Linked DNA regions of Homo sapiens: regions 1 and 3 are each linked to region 2. A link is a loop called in an ENCODE intact Hi-C map of the cell type or tissue named here. Cell type or tissue: prostate gland. All regions are shown on one strand. Each heading gives the region's core, and the rest is flanking DNA. Links, peaks and the distances in the headings are about the cores only. Region 1 overlaps CCDC60 (coiled-coil domain containing 60). Region 2 holds the start of LOC105370024 (a long non-coding RNA gene). Region 3 has its middle 6.5 kb from the start of CCDC60.

Region 1 (6,314 bases), core at 809-5,808, 190 kb after region 2:
TCCACAGATTAACTCAGCCTTCAAACAATCCTAAAAAGTAGGTATGATTATTTCCTGCATTTTACAGCCAAAGAAACTGAAGCACAGAGAGATTAAGAGGACTTGTGCAAGGTCATGGAGGGCTATAGTCCTACCCTCTGAAGTAAGTTAAACCCTCTCCAGAAAAAGCCCTCGAGTCTCCTTTTCTTGTTCCTTCAAAGTCACTCATAGCTTTCCTTCCCTACATGATAATTCCACCGCCTATATCCTCCAAGTCCCCCAAACTCTGCATTTGAAATATTATGGGATCTTCACATATTTATTTAAAAGTATAGAATAAGATATCTATTTTAGTGTTTGTGTGCCTGAGTTATGGAGGTCTGAGTCCCAGGTTTGCCCTTAGCTGTGACCTTGGGAAAGCTTAGTACAATGTAGAGGTCAACATGACAGCTCTGCCCAAAAGTCCGTGAAGTGACAAACAGATAAACAAGATATAGCCTATCCATACAGTGGAATATTATTCAGTCATGAGAAGGAATGAAATACTAATGCAACCTGCAACATGGAAGAACCTTGAAAACGTTATGCAAAATGAAAGAAGCTGGTCACAAAAGGATGCATATGACATGATCCATTTTTATGAAAGTACAAACCAGGGAAATCTATAGAGACAGAAGGTAAATTTGGGGTTTCCAGGGGCTCAGAAGCCTGGGAGGATAATGGGGTAATATATAAAGGGGTTTTTTTTTTTTGAGCTGATGAAAAGTTTCCAGAATTGATCATGGTGATGGTTGCACATATCTGTGAGTCTCTTAAAAACTTTTGAACTGTACACTTTAAATGGGTGAATTGTATTGTGTGTGAATTATATGTCAATAAATCTGTTTTTCTGAAGAAAAAAAGAAGAACAAGAAGAAGGAGGAGGGGGAGGAGGAGGGAAGGGGGAGGAGGAGAAGGAAAGAAGGAAGAAGGAAGAAGAGAGGAGAAGAAAAGAAGGAGGAGGAGGAAGGGGAGGAGGAGAAAAAGGAGGGGGAAGGGCAGGAGGAGGAGGGGGAGGAAGAGGAGGAGGAGGAGGGGGAGGAGAAGATAGAAAAGAAGAAGACGGCTCTGATGAAAGAATTCCTGGGTTCAAGCCATAGAGCTGCCATTTTATAGCTGTACAACCTTGAGCTACTGGCCCAAACCTCATTTTTCTTGTCTAATAAATATTAGCTGAGAATGATAGTAAATGATATTAAAATGTTTAGCAATCAGTATGGCTAGGACACCGGACCCGCCATTAACTCTTTTGTGGCTGGATCATGTGAAAGTCCAAGGAGCTTGCTGGAGAGGGACTGGAGTGGTCAGGGGAACACAGGGCGGTACTCTCGGCCTCACAATAAAGAATTACGCCTTCCGACTTCTGAGCTGAGAATTTGCAACCATGGGGGAAACCATCTGAAATTGGGTTTGTCATCAGCAGCTTCTAAAGGTTGTACCAGTGGCCTCAACTTTCAAATACATGCCCTTTTGCCCTCAGCACCATTTTGCAGTGCAGCTATTTCCATGTAATTAACACAGGTTCATGAATGTGCCCACCTTGGGTTTCCATGACAATCCCTGCTCGTAATTAACGTGGCCCGGTTGCATCTCTGTGCTTCGGTTCAGGCCAACCTCCACTTAGTCGCCACTTTATCTGTAATACCCCAAATTTAATTGGTGCTAATTATTTCTCTTTCTATGCTGGTGATAACCTGATCGTTTCGTAGTTCTTTTTCCCCTTTCCTCTTGTTTTTCTGAACTAACGTCTAGAGAGGATGAAGAAAGAGGAATGGGTGGGGACAGACAATGCCTATTCTCTTTGGTGACAGAGGAAGAATTGTGGAAAGATAAGAGTCTCAATATCCAACCACACAGTGAGGTCTCAGCTGGTAGAACTCAAGGCTGCAGAACTAGGGATACAGGAGGTAAAAGCAGGCAGGCAGGTTGGTACAAGAGAAGAAAATAACACAAGCATGACCTTATACGAGGCCTTCCTTTCCTGTGCTGGAGGAATGAATGCTAAATCCAGGCCTGAGAAGTAGCCATATTTGGAGAGAAAGACGCTCGCAATGTAGGTTTTAAAAAGATTTACAAGGCACAAAGCACCAAGCTCATCTCCAAGGAAGTCTCCCCTTTCAGCCCAGAAAAGGGTGAACACTGCAAGTGGAGAGCTGACAAACAGCATTCCTGGGGGATGGGGGAAGCTTTCTAGTTTTATTGGGTTAGAAAAAACACTTGTATTGCATTAAATTTCTTAAATCTGCAGAGTGCCAGAGATTCAGAGGGCTGCAGAACTTTAAAGCCCACTGAATCCTTGAAAGCTAATGTAAGCTCCCTGGAAATCATCTTGCCAGAGAAACACTGATGCATAGTGGTTAAGAATATGGACTTGCTCACTAGCTGTGCAGCCATAGGCAAGTTACTTTGCCTCTCTGAGCCCCACAGTCTCCATCTACAAATGGAGAAAATAATAATACTTAGCTCGTGGAGCTGTTGGGAGGATGTTAGGAGGATGTAATTAGCTCGTGGGGTTGTTAGGAGGTTAATGTGTTGAAGCAGCATCCCGTATGTTGTGTTTGTTAATTACTATTGCCTGCTGCCTCCCAGTACCTAGCACGGGGCCTGGCATGGAGCAGGTGCCAGTAAATGGTTGTTGAATGAATGAATGTGGTGAAATGGGGGTTCAGAGGCTTGCCAAGGGCATCAGTAAGTGCCTCAATTATTCAGAATTTTGCCTTTCAATCCACCACCTAAAATCAGGGATTTCAAATGTAAATGTCTTCAAGACCCAGGCAGGAAATACAAATGAGTAAATTCAGCTTGGGGATAAGGACGTATACCTCCCTATCAAACACAAGAAGAGACCAGGCCAGACCAGCTTTGAGGCCGCTTCAGGAAAGGTGGTCACTTAACGTGTTCCAACATGCCTGAACCTGTCCAACGCCTGATTCAGTCCCATAAGCCCAACCCTGCACTTAGACAATTCCAAACAACACAATCCATTTTAAAGTTCCATTTCTCTCCAACCCACAGAATCCATAATGAATTAAGGAAAGCATATCAAATATAATCATGCACTATTGTTAAGTTCTTGGCAAAGTTGCCAAATGTCAGGCAGACAGTGCGCCCCGTGGTGCATTCCACATCCGGGACTATGGCTTAAGTTGTCATGATAATGAATTGCCGTGCTCACTTAGGCTTGGGAATAGATCCAGAATATCATGTCGAGTTGAGAAAAGAAGTGCCTCGCAAAGGTGACACCTTATACCTCATTTGCAAGGCAACAATCCCAAACACACATCACAGGTATGGATGGATGAGAGAAGGTTATTTTCAACACAGCTCTTTAAAACTGTACTTGAGGGCCTGAAGTCTATGTGAAGGGGTCACGTGGATGGAGCAGTCCACTCCTCCCTGCTCATCTCAGGAACAGCTCTGACATCTCACCAACAACCTAGGCCTTGAAGGCTGAAATGCAGAAGTTCAGTAATAATTTAAGCCTGGAACTGGTGGGGGCATTCATCAAAAACACTTACTCTTCAACAGTTTGGTTTAGAATATGAGGCAGGCATAGTGGCTCATGCCTGTAATCTCAACACTTTGGGAAGCTGAGGCAGGATGATCACTTGAGCCCAGGAGTTTGAGACCAGCCTGGGCAACATAGTGAGACCCCATCTCTACAAAATATTTTCAAAAAACTTAGCCAGGTATAGTGGCACACCCCTGTAGTCCCAGGCACTTAAGAGGCTGAGGTGAGAGGATCCTTTGAGCCCAGGAGGTTGAGGCTGCAGTGAGCCATGACCATAGCACTGCACTCCAGCCTGGGTGACAAAGTGAGACACTGTCTCTATTTTAAAAAATAAAATAAAATAGTAGCTTTTTAATCACCCTGGGCCCTGGACCCTAATGCCTCAGCGATTGGATGGGTTGGTTCTCTCTACCTGATTCCATTTCTTGAGACAGCCTTGTGTTTCTTCATTAAACCACCATCACTGGGGACTTGATTCCTTCTATAGGAGAACAAGATCAGATCATGACATTGTGTCTCCATCAGCAAAATAGATACTTGAGATAATTAATAAAAAATGCAAGACACTGCCCCCACCCCAAGTGGTACCCATGTTCAATAGGAGAGAGGGGAGGAAGGGCTTAAAGCCAGAAAACTTCAGGGATTTTTCTCCAGAGCCCAAATCTCATAGTTCCCAACCTATTCCCAAGGCCTGGATAGAGCAGTGGCTCAATAAATAGTTGTGGAATGAATGAGTGAATGAATGAAATGAATGAGTGAATGAATGACTCGGTCTGCTTTGTGTCAGAAAAAAACAACTACCCTTATAGTCAGAGCTGGGTTAGAATCCCATGTCTACCGCTTAAAAGCCATCAAATCTTGGTCAAGACACTTCTCTTTTCTGAGCCTGAGGTTTTCCCATTGGTGGGATCTCAGAAGCGCTCCCAAGTTGCTGTTTCAATTTTCTAAAACAAACCACAGCATCCATCCAGTTCTCCAGGCAGCTGTGTTTCCTAACCCCAGAGTTGTTCATTTCTTTAGGAATAGGCTTTTCTCCGGGCTTCAAGAAACAAACCAGCTTGGAATTCTTCCTGCAGAGCCTGGCCAGGAATTCCCCTCCCTGGCTCTGGGAAGAGCCCATCCACTAGAGCCTACATCCATTATTAAAAGGGGCTTGTGCTGAGTCTCTGTGATGATGCCACCTAAGGACTCTCTCAATCTGGTGATCCCAGGTGGGAGGTGGCACTAGGACAGAGGTTAGAATGGCAGGTAAGCATGATCTTAGGCCGGACGCAGTGGCTCACCCCTGTAATCCCAGCACTTTGGGAGGCCAAGGCGGGTGGATCACTTGATGTCAGGAGTTTGAGACCAGCTGGCCCAACATGGTGAAACCCCATCTCTACTAAAAATACAAAAAAATTAGCCGGGTATGGTGGATCGTGCCTGAATTCCCAGCTACTCGGGAGGCTGAGGCAGGAGAATTGCTTAAGCCCAGGAGGCAGAGTTTGCAGTGAGCTGAGATCACACCACCGCACTCCAGCCTGGGTGACAGAGCAAGACTGTGTCTCAAAAATAAAAAATAAGAATGGCAGGTAAGCATGATCTTTAAGAGTTAGGCTAGCCTGGGCTTGAAGCTAGGCTTCTCTACTTAATGGCTGTGCCACTTTGCCTCTCTGAGCTCTCATCTGCAAAACTGGGGCATAATGTCAATCTTTCAAGAGACTGTGAGGTTTAGAGCTGATGTATAGAACCCTAGTAACTAGGAACCACCCTCCCATAGCGTGGCTTCCAGGGTCCCAGGGTAACATAAATCAAGACAGAGACAATCACTGGGCAAAATCTCAGAGATTTGATTGACACATAAAAATCCCCCACATTATGGAAGTCAGGCAGTGCCATAGTCCAAAGCTGCTTCTGGAAAATGCTTCAGTGTTCAGCCTCCACCTACGAATCCCCACTCAGAGAGATATCTCGGTGCTTGAGTCCCCCCGCCTTATCAGCAGGCATGACATAGATTTCACACAACACCTGGGCCCTAGAGATGGTTGCATAACCCACTAAACAAGCCACAATGCCTGGGCCTTAGAGGTTGCTACACACGCCATGGTGACATGCAGCGTAATTTTAAATGGACAGTCACTTTCACTCTTCCTTGTTTATGATGTGTTCATTTCAATAGTGCATTAGGAAAACTCTAACAAGGCGTTTCAAAAGCATAATGTCGTGGATATTATTGCTTAGGAGAGAACTAAAGTAGATACTTAAGGTTTTTTGTTTAACGTTACTGTAAAGAAAAATATTAATAGTAAAAGTGGCAGTGCATGAGTACCACAATAGATTATGATGATTGTAAGTGAAAGTTTGAATTTTGGAAAACGTGGAATCAGGAGGAGGGGGCAATGTCAGGTTTAAGCTGCAGAGTGGGTGGCGTCTCCTTTACAAAGTACTGAAATGCAGTCAAGCTGACTGACCTGGATCTAACCCTGGAGCAACTTCAACTTCCTGATGCTAAATGGGGAGCTCAGAATATAACTCCAATTCCCTTACAGTCATAAAATGCCTAGCACATAGCATTTACTCAATAAATAATCTGTGATTCTTTTGGTGGTGCTTAAGAGAACACTGATTGACCTAAAGAAAAGCTGGCTCCAATCACTCTAAACCCCACCGGCAGCTATGTGACTCTGAGCCAGTTACTTAACCTCTCTGAGCCTCAGTTTCCTCATTTGCAAATAGGGGTTTTCATCAGTCCAACCCTGCTTATCACAATTGAGGCACTGTCAATAGAAGCTTGCTGCCAAACCAC
Region 2 (6,314 bases), core at 916-5,915:
CTCCATTTTACAGATGACAAGACAGAGGTTCAGAGAGACTAAGTTCCTTGCCCAGAGCAGCAGAGCTAATGGGATTCAAATCCATATCTGGTCGAGTTCCTACCCACTATGTTTTACTGTCTTTCTTAAGTGGGAAATAGCAGCCCGGTCACTTCCTGAAAATTCTGGTTAGTTGAGATATTGGTTCCCTGAACCTGGAATAAGTATTTGGACCATGAAAGATCCCAGAGGCCTTGATTTAGGCTCAGGTATAAGAAATAGAGCCCCTGAGAGCCCGGCTGGGGATGTCCCTCCTTGAGGATGGGTGGAGAGAGGGCAGGATGATCCTCTCCGTCCCATAGCTGAGCCCTGACTCCCTTCTGTTGGCGGCACCTGCAGCAGAGAGGAGCTCCCATTGAGCTTGCGGGGCCCCCACCCCTGCCCTAGCTCCAAGTGGCTTTCACATTAATAACATGTAAGGATCCTCTGCTCGATGTGTGATAGCTCCTTCCAGGCAGTCGTCACTCTCCCAAATGTCAGCGTGTTCCTGGTGTCATTTGTTCTGCTGAGAAAGTTTGGAAGGGCTGAAGAAGGTTTCAGAGAGAGAAGCCCAGCAAGAAGGTGGGGGAAGAGGTGGTCCAGTGACCTGAAGTTCAGCTGTGTTCTGCCGGTAGATCTGGGTTTGGAAGGCCAGTGCTCTGGCTGGGCATACACCAGGGGTCAGGTGGCACAGGCTCCCTGGGCTGCTGAAGGTACAGGCTTTGCAGCCAGTAATCCCGGATCTGACCCTGGGCCTTAGGTTGTTCAACCGTAAAATGTGGTTAACAATAGGACTTCTACCTCCAAGGATTGTTATGACGATTAAAAGAGGCACAACATATAGGGCATTTAGCAGAGCTTGGGATGTGATAGTTCTCAAATAATGATGGGTATCATTACTGTCATTTTGTTGTTGTTATTCACAACAACAGAATCACATAGTGGTTAAGAACAGACCCTGGAGCCGGATTGCCTAGACACAGCTACTTGCCACTTAGTAACTGTGTGACCTTGGGCAAGTTATTTAACCATTCTGTGCCTTGATGTTGTCATCTGTGAATGGGGATAATAATACCTACCTTAGAGCAATTCAGGTGAGAATTAAATAATTTGATATATGCAAAGCACTTACAATTGGTACTAAATGTTAAATATGCACTTATTATTATTATTACTACTGCTATCATTATTATTTGCAGAGGTGGTCAGGGAAGGCAATTCCTGGAAAGAATTTTGGAGAAAATAATAGAAGAAAGCCAGAGCTCCAATAAGTAAGTGTTACTTTCCCAGGATTGTGAGGGCATAGGCTCATTTAGGGAGGGACCCAGTGCAGGCTGTTTGTTTTATTTTGTTTATTTATTCATTCTTGCTGGGGTGTGTGGCAGAGAAAAGAGGCCTGGGCTTAAAGTTCAGACAGACCTGGGTTCAGAATCCATAAGCTGGTGGCCTCAGGCAGGTCACCTCATGTCTTTTGCCTCAGTTTCCTCATCTGTAAAAAGGGAATAATGATAGTATAAAACCTCTAGGGGGCTGTGATGAAAATTAAAAAGAGCACGCTTGGGAAACCTTGGTGCCCGGCACCTTCTATGGACTGCAGAAATTAGTTAATATGTTGATGTTGTTACTGCATGTAGAGTCTACCCAGTGGGAGTTGGCAATTCAGACCCAGGGTTGCTGATACGACATCATCTACTCATCCAAGATATGCTGGGCTTCTACAGTGCAGCAGGCTCCCTCTAGGCGCTGGGGATGCTACTGTGAACAGGACTCCCAAGGGTCCTGCTTTCATGGAGCCGAGTATGCTGGGAATTCCATTAGTGTCATTGTAGGGGGGGTCTGAGAAACAAAAGAAATAAAAAGGCATGAGCATGCTTACTTCCTATTTTCTGGAGGATGTGCTGGGATCCAGAGCCACCCAAAAGAACTAACTCTGAGATGGGTCTTCAGACCCTGGGGAGGGGCTGGGGGCTGGGAATCCCCTAGGGGAGGGTGGGAACTTTTGTTTCTTACTACATTGAAAAGAAAAGGCACAGAATCTGGCAGCTATGTCTTTGTCCTACTTGGTCCCAGCACTACCTGTGTGGCTTCAGACTACTCTGTCCCCACCAGCTGGTCCCCAGTTTCAGGCATGCAGGGTGATCTCACCTACCTCCTGGGCTGTTTTGAGAATTAATGGTGGTACGCCCCGTACGAAAGCTCTATGAGGATGGCAGCCAAGAGAAACGTGGCTCTGGTTCCCAGGATCTAACATCCTTCCCCTGTACCACAGTCCCCTCTAAGGTCTCTTCTTCCCTGGCGGAACCAGCTTGGAGGCCCCTTCTTCTCCCGGGCCTCCCCTGAGCCTGGCGTCATATTTTCACCTGATTGGTGACAGCCCATGGGGTTTAGTGACCACTTTCCTCATGTGTTAGCTAACTCCTCACCAGGTGGCCGAGTTAGCAGGAGCAGCTGCCTCCCTCCTCAGCTTCCTGAAATGAAGGGCTGACCAGATCCAGAAATGCAATGAGAGCCCAAGGGGGAACAGGACACCAGGCAGTGTGGAAGGCTCGCTGGGCAAGGCTGGGCCAATATTGTCCCATAGTGGTTATTACCGTGCACTGCCAAGTGCGCCCTGGCTTGGATTCCAATCCTTGGTCAGCTGTGTGGTCCAGGGCAGGTGGCTTGACCTCTCTGAACCACAAGGATTCCATGAGGTCATGGATAAAACTGTTGACCACAGGGCCGGGTACATGGTTAGTGTTCAATAAATGTGAGCCATGACTTTGACTTCAGAGGCAGTGTAGCAGATGAGACAAGAACCAAACTGCCCGGGGTTCAAATCCCAGCTCTGCCACTGACATAGGCATGTCAGGTAATCTCTCTGTGCCTCAGTTTCCTCATCTCTAAAATGAGTTTAATAAAACATCCTTCCTGACGGGCATGGTGGCTCATGCCTGTAATCCCAGCACTTTGGGAGGACGAGGTGGGTGGATCTCCTGAGGTCAGGAGTTCGAGACCAGCCTGACAAACATGGTGAAAACCTGTCTCTACTAAAAATACAAAAATTAGCCAGGGGTGGTGGCAGGTGCCTGCAATCCCAGCTGCTCTGGAGGCTGAGGCATGAGAATCACTTGAACCCGGGAAGCAGAGGTTGCAGTGAGCCAAGATTATGCCGTTGCACTCCAGCCTGGGCAACAAGAGTGAAACTCCATCTCAAAATAAATAAATAAATTAAAAACATCCTTCCTAATAGGATTGTGGGGAGAAGTAAAAGAGTTTAGGAACATACATTTAAAGTGCTCAGAACAGAAGCTGGCACGGGGCAAGTGCCCCGTAAATGCCAGTGATTGTTATTTCTATTTTCTACCTTTGCATCCTCCCTTTCGTCCCCCTCATCCTTGAAATGAGAAGGTGGATTAGGTCATCACAGCTCGGTTCCCTGCTCCTTCGCCAGGCTTCCCCTCCTTCCAGGTCCCCTGGTCCCAACTGAGCCTCATTTGAGGCAGAGGGGTCCTCTGGAGGTTTGGGGATGGCCTGGGAAGGGAAAAGGAGGGGAGTTTCTTCCTGAACATACCCACCAGCAGACTCGGCGATAAACAAACACAGACCTATCGGCGCATAAACACAGACTCACTCCTGCACCCACTCAAATCCGCACACAAACTCATTCCACTCTGTCCCACCCACTCAGAAACCTCACCCCAGCCCCTGCCCAGGTCCCAGGCAGGGCCAGGTTTCTCCGGTGCGTCATGCGGCTTGCAGTGATTCTCCCCACAACTGGTTTCCAACTCAGCCAGCCCCGCCCAGCTGTAATTACAGAGAGAGCTGAAGCTTCTGTGCCCAGCCATGACGTCAGCCCGAAGCTTCCAGCCTGATGAGCTCACCCTACATCCAGTGGGGGCCCAGTCACTCGGGACATGTCATGCCGTGGGGTCCCCACCATTCTTTCTCAGCTGGGGAGGAGGGCAGGGGTCTCTGTCTGTCGGTTAAGCACAGATCCGGGATTCAGAACAACCCAGGTTCCCACCCAGGCTCTGCCACTCCATATCTGTGTGCAAGGGTCAAACCTCTGTGCCTCTGTTTTTTCACCTGCAAAATGGGGGTGATGATAATAGTGACGTTTAACTATCGAGTCAGGATTTAACTCAGTAATGTCTGAAATGTACTAACTCTAAAAGCAGACGCACAGGAGGCAATGGGCGACAGTGATTGTTTTTCTCCGTATTATTATTTTTAGCAAACTGCCTCATGCACTCACTGTTTAATATCAAAACAATTTCTCAACCTATGACTCACTGAATTCCTTAATATCCTCAGTTTACCCTCATCTCGTGAAGAAGGCAGGGCTGAGACCCGAAAGCCCACACAGGGAAAACGACATGCCTAAAATTTTCTGCCTGTTGCGGACAGATCAAAGATTAGAACCCAAGCCGAAGAGGCCTCCAAGCCAAAGGAGGATTTGTAAATTCATTCTTCCAGCTGCATGGGAAGAGCAGGAAAGTCTAGATTTGGGGCTTTGAGTTTCAGACCAGACCTCCTGCCTGAGTGTAACATCTTTCAATAATTATCAGTATTAACAGTCATAATAATAATAGAAGCTACTATTCATGAACACTTCTATGGTAGTTTTCTCATCTGTAAAATGGGATAATACTGGTACTCTTACCTCACAGGATTGCTGGTGAGGGTTAAATGAATTCATATTTATAAAGCCCATAGAGCAGGGCCTGGCATATAGCAAACATTATGTAATTGATAACTCAAAATTGAAAATACAAGGAGAAAGAGAATTACCTCATGTATTCTTCATGGTACATCTGTGAGTTGGCTACTGTTATGTCCGTTTATAAGGAGGAAAACTAACAACCTGGAGGTGCCTGGGAATAATGTTACTGCCTATAAAGATGCTTTGATTGACCAAACATTAATCGGATTTCTGAATCTTCTCCTAAGCCCATCAGTGAGGTTCCTTATAAAAATTCAGTTTTGGGCCAGGCGAGGTGGCTCACGTCTGTAATCCCAGCACTTTGGGAGGTGGAGGCAGGTGGATCATGAGGTCAGGAGTTCAAGACCAGCCTGGCCAAGATGGTGAAATCCAACTCTACTAAAAAATACAAAAATTAGCCGGGCACGATGGCGGGTGCCTATAATCCCAGCTACTCGGGAGTCTGAGGCAGAAGAATCGCTTGAACCTGGAAGGCGGAGGTTGCAGTGAGCGGAGATGGCGCAACTGCGCTCTAGCCTGGGGGACAGAGTGAGACTCTGTCTCAAAAAAAAAAAAGAAAAGAAAGAAAGAAAAATTCAGTTTTGGCATGAACTCTGCTAAGTCTGTTTAGTAGCAACCACCCATCTTCGATTTCTGATCACCCTCGATATCTGATTAGTTTCCTCATCCTCCGCGGTCCCCCAGGTGATGTCTGAGCACCCTGGCCTGTCTTCAGCAAGAATCCTCTTAGGTTAGCTGAGCCCGAATCCCTCTGACTCCTGGACTTCCCTCCTAGTAAATTTCCATTCGCTGACCCCCCACCTGCTTCTTGGCTACAAATTCACACTTACCCATGACCTACTGGGAATCAAGTCTAATCTTTCTCCCTCACTGCAAAATCCCATTGCAGGGGTCCCTACATCTATGGAGAAAGTTTCCCTGCCCAGTAAAGTCTTGCTTGTCATACTTTAACAAGCGTCATATGAATATATATATACACATTAAAAAAATTTTTTTTTTCCTTTACCAATCTCCCCAGAGGGCATTGAGGCTCTAGGAGCTTGGCCATCTTGTAAGTGGGGATTGCAACCCAGGGCCATCCTTCAAATCCACTGGGCTCCTGTCTCTCTCTTCCCTTTCTGCAGGTCCCCAGGGGAAAGGCAGGATACGACACGCTCTAGGGAAGGTATTTCCAGAGGGTGACCTGAGCCCTCAGCCAGGCTCGGGGTTATTAATAGCCAGGCCTTAGTGCCCCGCTCGGGGAGGGCGGCTCCAGCTCCTGGAGCAAGAGGAGGGCGGAGCTGAGCGGAGTGGCCAGGGGAGGAGAGAGTGTCCGGAGAGGCCGGCTGAACTTGGACGCGGCCCCTCCCAGCTCCCCCCACAGCCCAGCTGTTCCCTCCGCGGATTCTCCGGGGCTGGTTCATCACCTCCGAATATTCCTGTGACAGGAGACGCTTGCAAAACCCGCCTCCAGCCTCCAGCAGCAAATAAATAGAAGGCTTGCAGCCCAGAAGGAGCCAGAAGAAGTTTCTAGGCGCGCGTGCCCTGGGTTTATTAAGCTCCTGGCTCCGCTCTAGACCTCAGCGGTTCTGGCTGCCAGCCTGGGCAGCCT
Region 3 (6,314 bases), core at 554-5,553, 150 kb after region 2:
GTGATGCCTAATATCTAATTTTAAGTTACTGACTCTGCAGAGCTGTGCTGCAGTTTTCCTCTGTTATCCCAAACCTCCACTAAAGTCCTACTGTACACCGCCTTTGGAAAATAGCATTTTGAGGGCATAAATAAATTGGGGTGGACAGGGAAATGAAGCTGCAGCCAAGAGGGGTGGTGTATTAGTTTCTTGGAGCTGTTGCAACAAATTGGCACAAACGATGTGGATTAAAACAACAGTATTTCTTGTCTCGGTTCTGAAACTAGAAATCCAAAATCAAGACATCAGCAGGGCCATACTCTCTCTCTCTCTGAAGGCTCTAGGGAAGGATTCCTTTGCCTCTTCCTTGCTTTTGGTATTTCTTGGCAATCTTTGGTGGGGTTTTGTTACTGTTTTTTGTTCGTTTGTTTATTATTTATTTTTATTTTTTGAGACAGAATCTAGCTCTGTCACCCAGGTTGGAGTGCAGTGGCGCACTCTCAGCTCACTGCAATCTCTGCCTCCCAGTTTCAGACGATTACTCACACCTCACTCTACTGAGTAGCTGGGACTACAGGCACACACCACCACGCCCAGCTAATTTTTGTATTTTTAGTAGAGATGGGGTTTCACCATGTTGGTCAAGCTGGTCTCAAACTCCTGACCTCAAGTGATCTGCTCACCTTGGCCTCCCAAAGTTCTGGAATTACAGGTGTGAGCCACTGTGCCCAGCCTGTTACTGTTTTTTGTTAGTGTTGTTTTATTTGTTTGTTTGTTGGCTTGTAGATGTATCACTCCAATCTCTGCCTCCATCATCACTTGGCATTCTCCTTGTCATTCTCCTTGTGTGTCTTCTGTCTCTATATCTAAATTTCCCTTTCCTTATAAAGACATAAGTCATTGGGCTGGGGGCCATCTTAATCCAGGATAACGTCATCTTAACTGGATCATCTGCCAAAATCCTATTTCCAAATAAGGTCACATGCACAGATCCTGGGGCTGAAGACTCAAACATGTCTTTTTCAGGGTGATATCATTCTACCTATGCAGTTAGGAAACTGGCTGGAGGGTATACTGAACAAGAAATTGTGAGCTACTTGGAAATTCATGGGAATACTTGGAGGGAGGTGCCTTCCTACCTGGGACTGGGGCTTGAGGTGTCTTATTTGGATGTTGAAGTCAAGACTTCCTCCAGAAAGCTGTAGAAGACCATCTTCCAGACAGCTTGGAAATCCCAATTGTCTTTGTTTCTTGGTTACTTGCAGAAGTAACCTCAGGTTGTTCTGCTGAACAAGACACACACACACACACAAATACACACTTACCTTTAAGTAAAAGAACATTAAGACAGTGTGACAGAGTGCTGAAATAAATCACTAAGTTTGGAATTGAAAAAACAGGTTCTTGGACAACCTCCACCACTAACAAATTACTACATGCCAGAGCTTGCTTCAATGTCTACATTTGTGAAATGGGATTAATAGTTTCATAAATCCAATCTGGCCTACCTCCCAGGACACTGTGGCATGAAACATATACAAATGGAAAACATCACTCATGGAGGTAGCTTGGATCCCATCCTAGGACTCCAGTAGGACTCCATATTCACTAAGAATAGTCCTGGGGCTACACTTCTTCCTCTGCTACTAGGCCAGGTGATATGGTTTGGATCTGTGTCCCCACCCACATCTCATGTCGAATTAGAATCCCCACTGTTGGAGGTAGGGCCTGGTGGGAGGTGATTGGATCATGGGGGAGGTTTTTCATGGTTTAACACCATCCCTTCTTGGTGTTGTCATCGCATCGCAATAGTGAGTTCTCATGAGACCTGGTTGTTTAAAGTTGTGTGGCATCACCCCCCACCTTGGTCCTGCTCCCACCATGTAAGACACCCACTCCCACTTTGCCTTCCACCATGAGTAAAAGCTTCCTGAGGCCTCCCCAGAAGCAAATGCTGCCAAGCTTCCCGTACAGCCTGCAGAACTGTGAGGCAATTAAACAAACTTCTTCTTATTTTTAATATAAGTTACCCAGTCTCAGGTATTTATTTATAGCAGTGTGAAAACTGACTAATACACCGGACATACCAAAGTTAAAAAGAAAGGAGAGTAGAAGCAGGTTAACATTACATTTTCTTCTCTTCAGTCTCAAAGATCCAAATTCACCTCTCGCCTGGGGCTGTGGTTTGGAGGATAGAGTAGGAATGGGATGTGGGGCCAGAGACCCCACAAGGGCCCTGTAGCATGCGGTAATTCTTTAATCTAACAAAGGACAGGAATCCACAAGGTGGTACAAATACACATTATCCAGTGGTATTTCAACCTGGAAACAATTCTTCAATAGATTGCCAGCTACCAGGTGTCAAGGGAGCCCCAAGTTGTACTCTTGCCCTGGGCCCCATAATTTGTAAATCCAGTGCTGACATTTCAGTAAAAATACCCAGAAGGAGTTTTCTGGGTGCTAGATGCAACACACAAAAAAAGCATATTAAAGATATTCCAAAAATGATGACTTTTTCAATAGGTTTTTAATGCCAAACATATGTATTACTGACTGAAATTCAAGTGTTTACCAGATTTCAAGCTTTCTCTTCAGCTGCCCCAGCTGGCGTCTGACACATTCCAAAATTTTTCTTCTGCTTGATATGTCTATTTTTAATCCCTTCAGATACTTTTCTTTTTGGCAAATCGGGAGGAGAGAATGCCTGTCGCTTCACGTCCTTCAGTTAATATTTTGCATAAATCAGTCAGGAATTAAGCATTAAACAATCACTTCATATCTCGGTTGTCAAATATTTCACCGTTGGGGGATGTATTTACGTATCTGAAAACATGTTGGCCTCTCCGTGTTTAAGGGAGGTGGAGAATATCAAGAAACTCTTTATGATAAACTTGAGAGCAATGGTAAGAAGGAGATTATGGGACGAGGTGATCAAAGGAGATAGGAACCCCATGTAATGAGATGAGGGAGAGGAAAAAATTCAGGTGTCCTGACAACGCGCTATGACTCAGTGTCAGAGCCTGATTCGAGTCTGACCTCCCCAGATTATTTCAGTCAACACTAACCTAAGTTGGTTCCCCAGGAGCAGACCCAGGGAAATAGCTTGGATATAAGTAGTTTATTGGGAGGCTATCCAGGAAGTACCAGAAGGGGAGTGGGAAAATGAGACAGGAAAAGGAAAAAAGCCAGTGTGGGTTGTTTGGGTGGAGCAGGCAGTGACCGTAGGCAGTGGTGTTTCCTATAAGTCAGTCCTGCAGGGTACCACTGGGGGCAGTGTAGACCATACTCCAGACTTGTCCTACCCAAGGGTTGAGGAGGCAGAGTATTTATCCACTAATTCCCATTAGTCGTTGCTTTATGGCTATCCCCATGGGTGTTAACTTCTTGCACTTCTAGCCTGCTCTGCTTAAAGGCAGAATGGACCGGGTGCTGTGGCTCATGCCTGTAATCCCAGCACTTTGGGAGGCCAAGGCAGGTGGATCACAAGGTCAGGAGATCGAGACCATCCTGGCTAACACGGTGAAACCCCTTCTCTACTAAAAATACAAAAAATTAGCCGGGCATGGTGGCATGTGCCTGAAATCCCAGCTACTTGGGAGGCTGAGGCAGGAGAATCACTTGAACCTGGGAGGTGGAGGTTGCAGTGAGCCAAGATGGTGCCACTGCACTCCAGCTTGGTTGACACAGCAAGACTCCATCTAAAAAAAAAAAAAAAAAAAAAGGCAGAATGCATTCCTATAGCCCTGTGGTTCCCAAACGGTGTACCAAAGTGCCCCAGAGTGCCACAGCAAATTCACAGAAGAGGCTACATGTATTTTTAATTTTTAAGGGAAACACGGCAACATCTATTGAATGCCATATGAACTACTAGTGACACATAGTTCAATTTTGAAGGCTACACTGTGCCCCTCTAAGATTTACGTGTTGAAGTTCTAACCCCTAATACCTCAGAAGGTGGCCTTATTTGGAGACAGGGTCTTTACAGATGTCTTGACATTAAAACGAGGTCATGAGGTGGGCCCTCATCTGGGCTCTGCAGGGTGAGAGGTCCAGGTTCCCAAAGTGGGTACACTCTTGCCAGGGCACACAGCATGGATTGTATTAACTCTTAGCTACAGCTGCCACCAGACACTTTGAACTCCTTGTGTCCAGGAACCAGCAGGTGAGAAGAGGAGTCACAATTTTGGCAAGGACAATTGACCCTGATCAGCAGTTACACAGATAGGAGCAGGAAGGAACACATATGGAACCTGAGTGATCCACTTGGGTGCTTCCTAGTAAGTACTCTCTTGATCAGGACTGGGGTCCTTAGAAGAAGGGGAGATCTGGACACAGAAGGGTGCGGAGGAAAGACCATGTGAAGACGCAGGGAGAGGGCTGCCGTCTGCAAGCCAAGGAGAGAGGCCTGAGAAGGAACCAAGCCTGCTGATACCTTGATCCCAAACTTCTGCCACAAAACTGTGAGAAAATAAATGTCCATTGTTTAAGCCTCCCAGTCTGCAGTGCTTTGTTACTGCAGCCTGAGCTGACTAGTGCACTCAGTTTCAACAGTAGATTCCACGACATTCCTTTCATGAAATATCTTTGAAAAAGCTGGATTTGGGGCAGTTGCTGTGATAAAAAGTGAGAACTGCACAAAAATTAACGTCCTACAGAAAATGAAGGTGATGGTATCCAAACTGATTCCAAGGTTCGAGAAGCTGCACTGTGGCCACCAGAGGCACATGACCCACTGGTAAGCAATGGCAGCTATTTAAGAAGCAAATACTGTGCTCACTTCAGCAGCACATATACTAAAAGTGGAAGAATCAAATACAAATACTATTTTCTTTCCATTTATATGTGTTAGTTTTCACGTGATTAGGATGTAAATACTAAGTTGTGCAGGCCTAAGGACTTCATAAATGGGATTCTCAACATGTTTCTTTTAGCTTGGAGGTGGCATGAAAAAAATTACTGGGAAGTAAAGGGTACCAAGAGCCACAAACGGTTGGGAACTTCTGCTGTAGCCAGAGAGGAATGTCTCAGGCAAAATGGCAGCAAGGAGCTGTCCTTAGGAACTATTAATGTCAAGGGACAATGGGCCGGGTTCTGACAATGTCTGCCACCATCACTGCCCCTCTATGCCCATGGAAACTCTAGGAACTAGAAACCACCTTCACAGTGGTCATGGGATCCAGCAGTATCACATATCACCCCACCCAGAAGCAGCTGGTGTCACAGAGTTCTAGATCAGTCTATTGAAGCAAGAATGGGCTATCCTATAGTTTGAAGCACATGCATCAAATCAGACTTCTATACAACTTTGTGTTCCCAATGGGAACGAAGATCTGGGAACCCCAGAGATTCAGGAGCCAATAAGTGGAACCAGGAGTGGTTCCCACTGCCCTCATGCCCAATGAGGCACTGAGGGAGTGCGTTCTTTCCATTTCTGCAACTCTGGGCTATGTAGGGTGAGAGGTCCAGGTTCCCAAAGTGGGTACACTCTTGCCAGGGGACACAGCACGGATTGTATTAACTCTTAGCTATAGCTGCCACCAGACACTTTGTGCCCAGGAACCAGCAGGTGAGAAGAGGAGTCACAATTTTAGCAAGGACAATTGACCCTGATCAGTGATTATACAGATAGGGGCAGGAAGGAACATATATGGAAACTGAGTGATCCACTTGGGTGCCTCCTAATAAGTACTCTCTTGATCAGTTTTAACTAGGAATGGATACATGCAGCAACCCTGAGACAGTGAGGAGAGCAGATTTACTTAAAGGCTCAGAATTCTCAGGAATAAAGATTTTGGTCACTCCACTACCTAAGCCTAGACCTAGAGAGGGAAGAGCTAAGCGTGAGGGGGAATTTAGAATGTATAGTGAAGAAGGAAAAGAACAAACACCAATTTCAGCCCCCAATGCCAGTTGCAATGATGGAGGCTATAGTTGGTCCCACTAATTTCCCTTTTCTAAGTTTTCTGTCAGGAAAGGATATCCACAGGAGCCAGGAGGGAGGGACTGTTCCTTGGGCATGCATTCTAAAGTGAATCTGTGCAGCTTAAGAGATGACCTGGTAGGGCCATGGAGGTCTGCAGCTGAGATGATGCCTCACCAAGAGAAAACTGCAGGGAGCATAGTTGACTGACAGATGCTGCATTTTGAATCTACTGTGTACATCCTACACCCAGCTGTTCCTAGATAATCACTGAGCAGAATAGGGGTCCTAGAACCAGGACTTTCCTGTGCAATGGGAGATTCATCCATTGGGCAACTTTGGCTCAGGGTCTCCCTGTCAGCCTGGCTGAGACTTTCTCAGAGCTGTGTCTCAGTGCATGGCTTTTCCTACCCAA

The links. Hi-C counts contacts between places; a loop is a spot of excess contacts. Peaks named below come from ENCODE experiments on the same cell type or tissue, not always from the same donor. Only the 100,000 strongest peaks of a DNase experiment are listed, where the experiment ranks them.
Region 1: it touches region 2 in a loop (3-fold over the local background); 4 of 110 quality-filtered maps call a loop at or near these places.
Region 3: it touches region 2 in a loop (2.7-fold over the local background); 6 of 110 quality-filtered maps call a loop at or near these places.

Annotation. Positions count from the first base shown.
Region 1 is chr12:119,367,184-119,373,497 of GRCh38, forward strand. The region is part of intron 1 of CCDC60 (coiled-coil domain containing 60); the gene reads left to right. Among named protein-coding and RNA genes, the nearest start is that of CCDC60, 36 kb to the left of the region's middle. RefSeq lists an enhancer at 2,351-3,550. In prostate gland, for the core only: no CTCF peak of the experiment used is centred there; DNase peaks (open chromatin) are centred at 2,008, 2,928 and 3,148; H3K27ac peaks cover 3,440 bases.
Region 2 is chr12:119,172,710-119,179,023 of GRCh38, forward strand. It overlaps LOC105370024 (a long non-coding RNA gene), which reads right to left and starts at 3,775. Exons shown (of 2, transcript NR_134996.1): 1 at 3,698-3,775; 2 at 1,356-1,854. It overlaps HSPB8 (heat shock protein family B (small) member 8), which reads left to right and starts at 6,222. Exons shown (of 3, transcript NM_014365.3): 1 at 6,222-6,314. RefSeq lists enhancers at 3,446-4,645, 5,825-6,314. In prostate gland, for the core only: no CTCF peak of the experiment used is centred there; a DNase peak (open chromatin) is centred at 3,802; H3K4me3 peaks cover 586 bases; H3K27ac peaks cover 2,409 bases.
Region 3 is chr12:119,325,080-119,331,393 of GRCh38, forward strand. No RefSeq gene overlaps it. Among named protein-coding and RNA genes, the nearest start is that of CCDC60, 6.5 kb to the right of the region's middle. In prostate gland, for the core only: a CTCF peak has its summit at 3,171; a DNase peak (open chromatin) is centred at 1,472.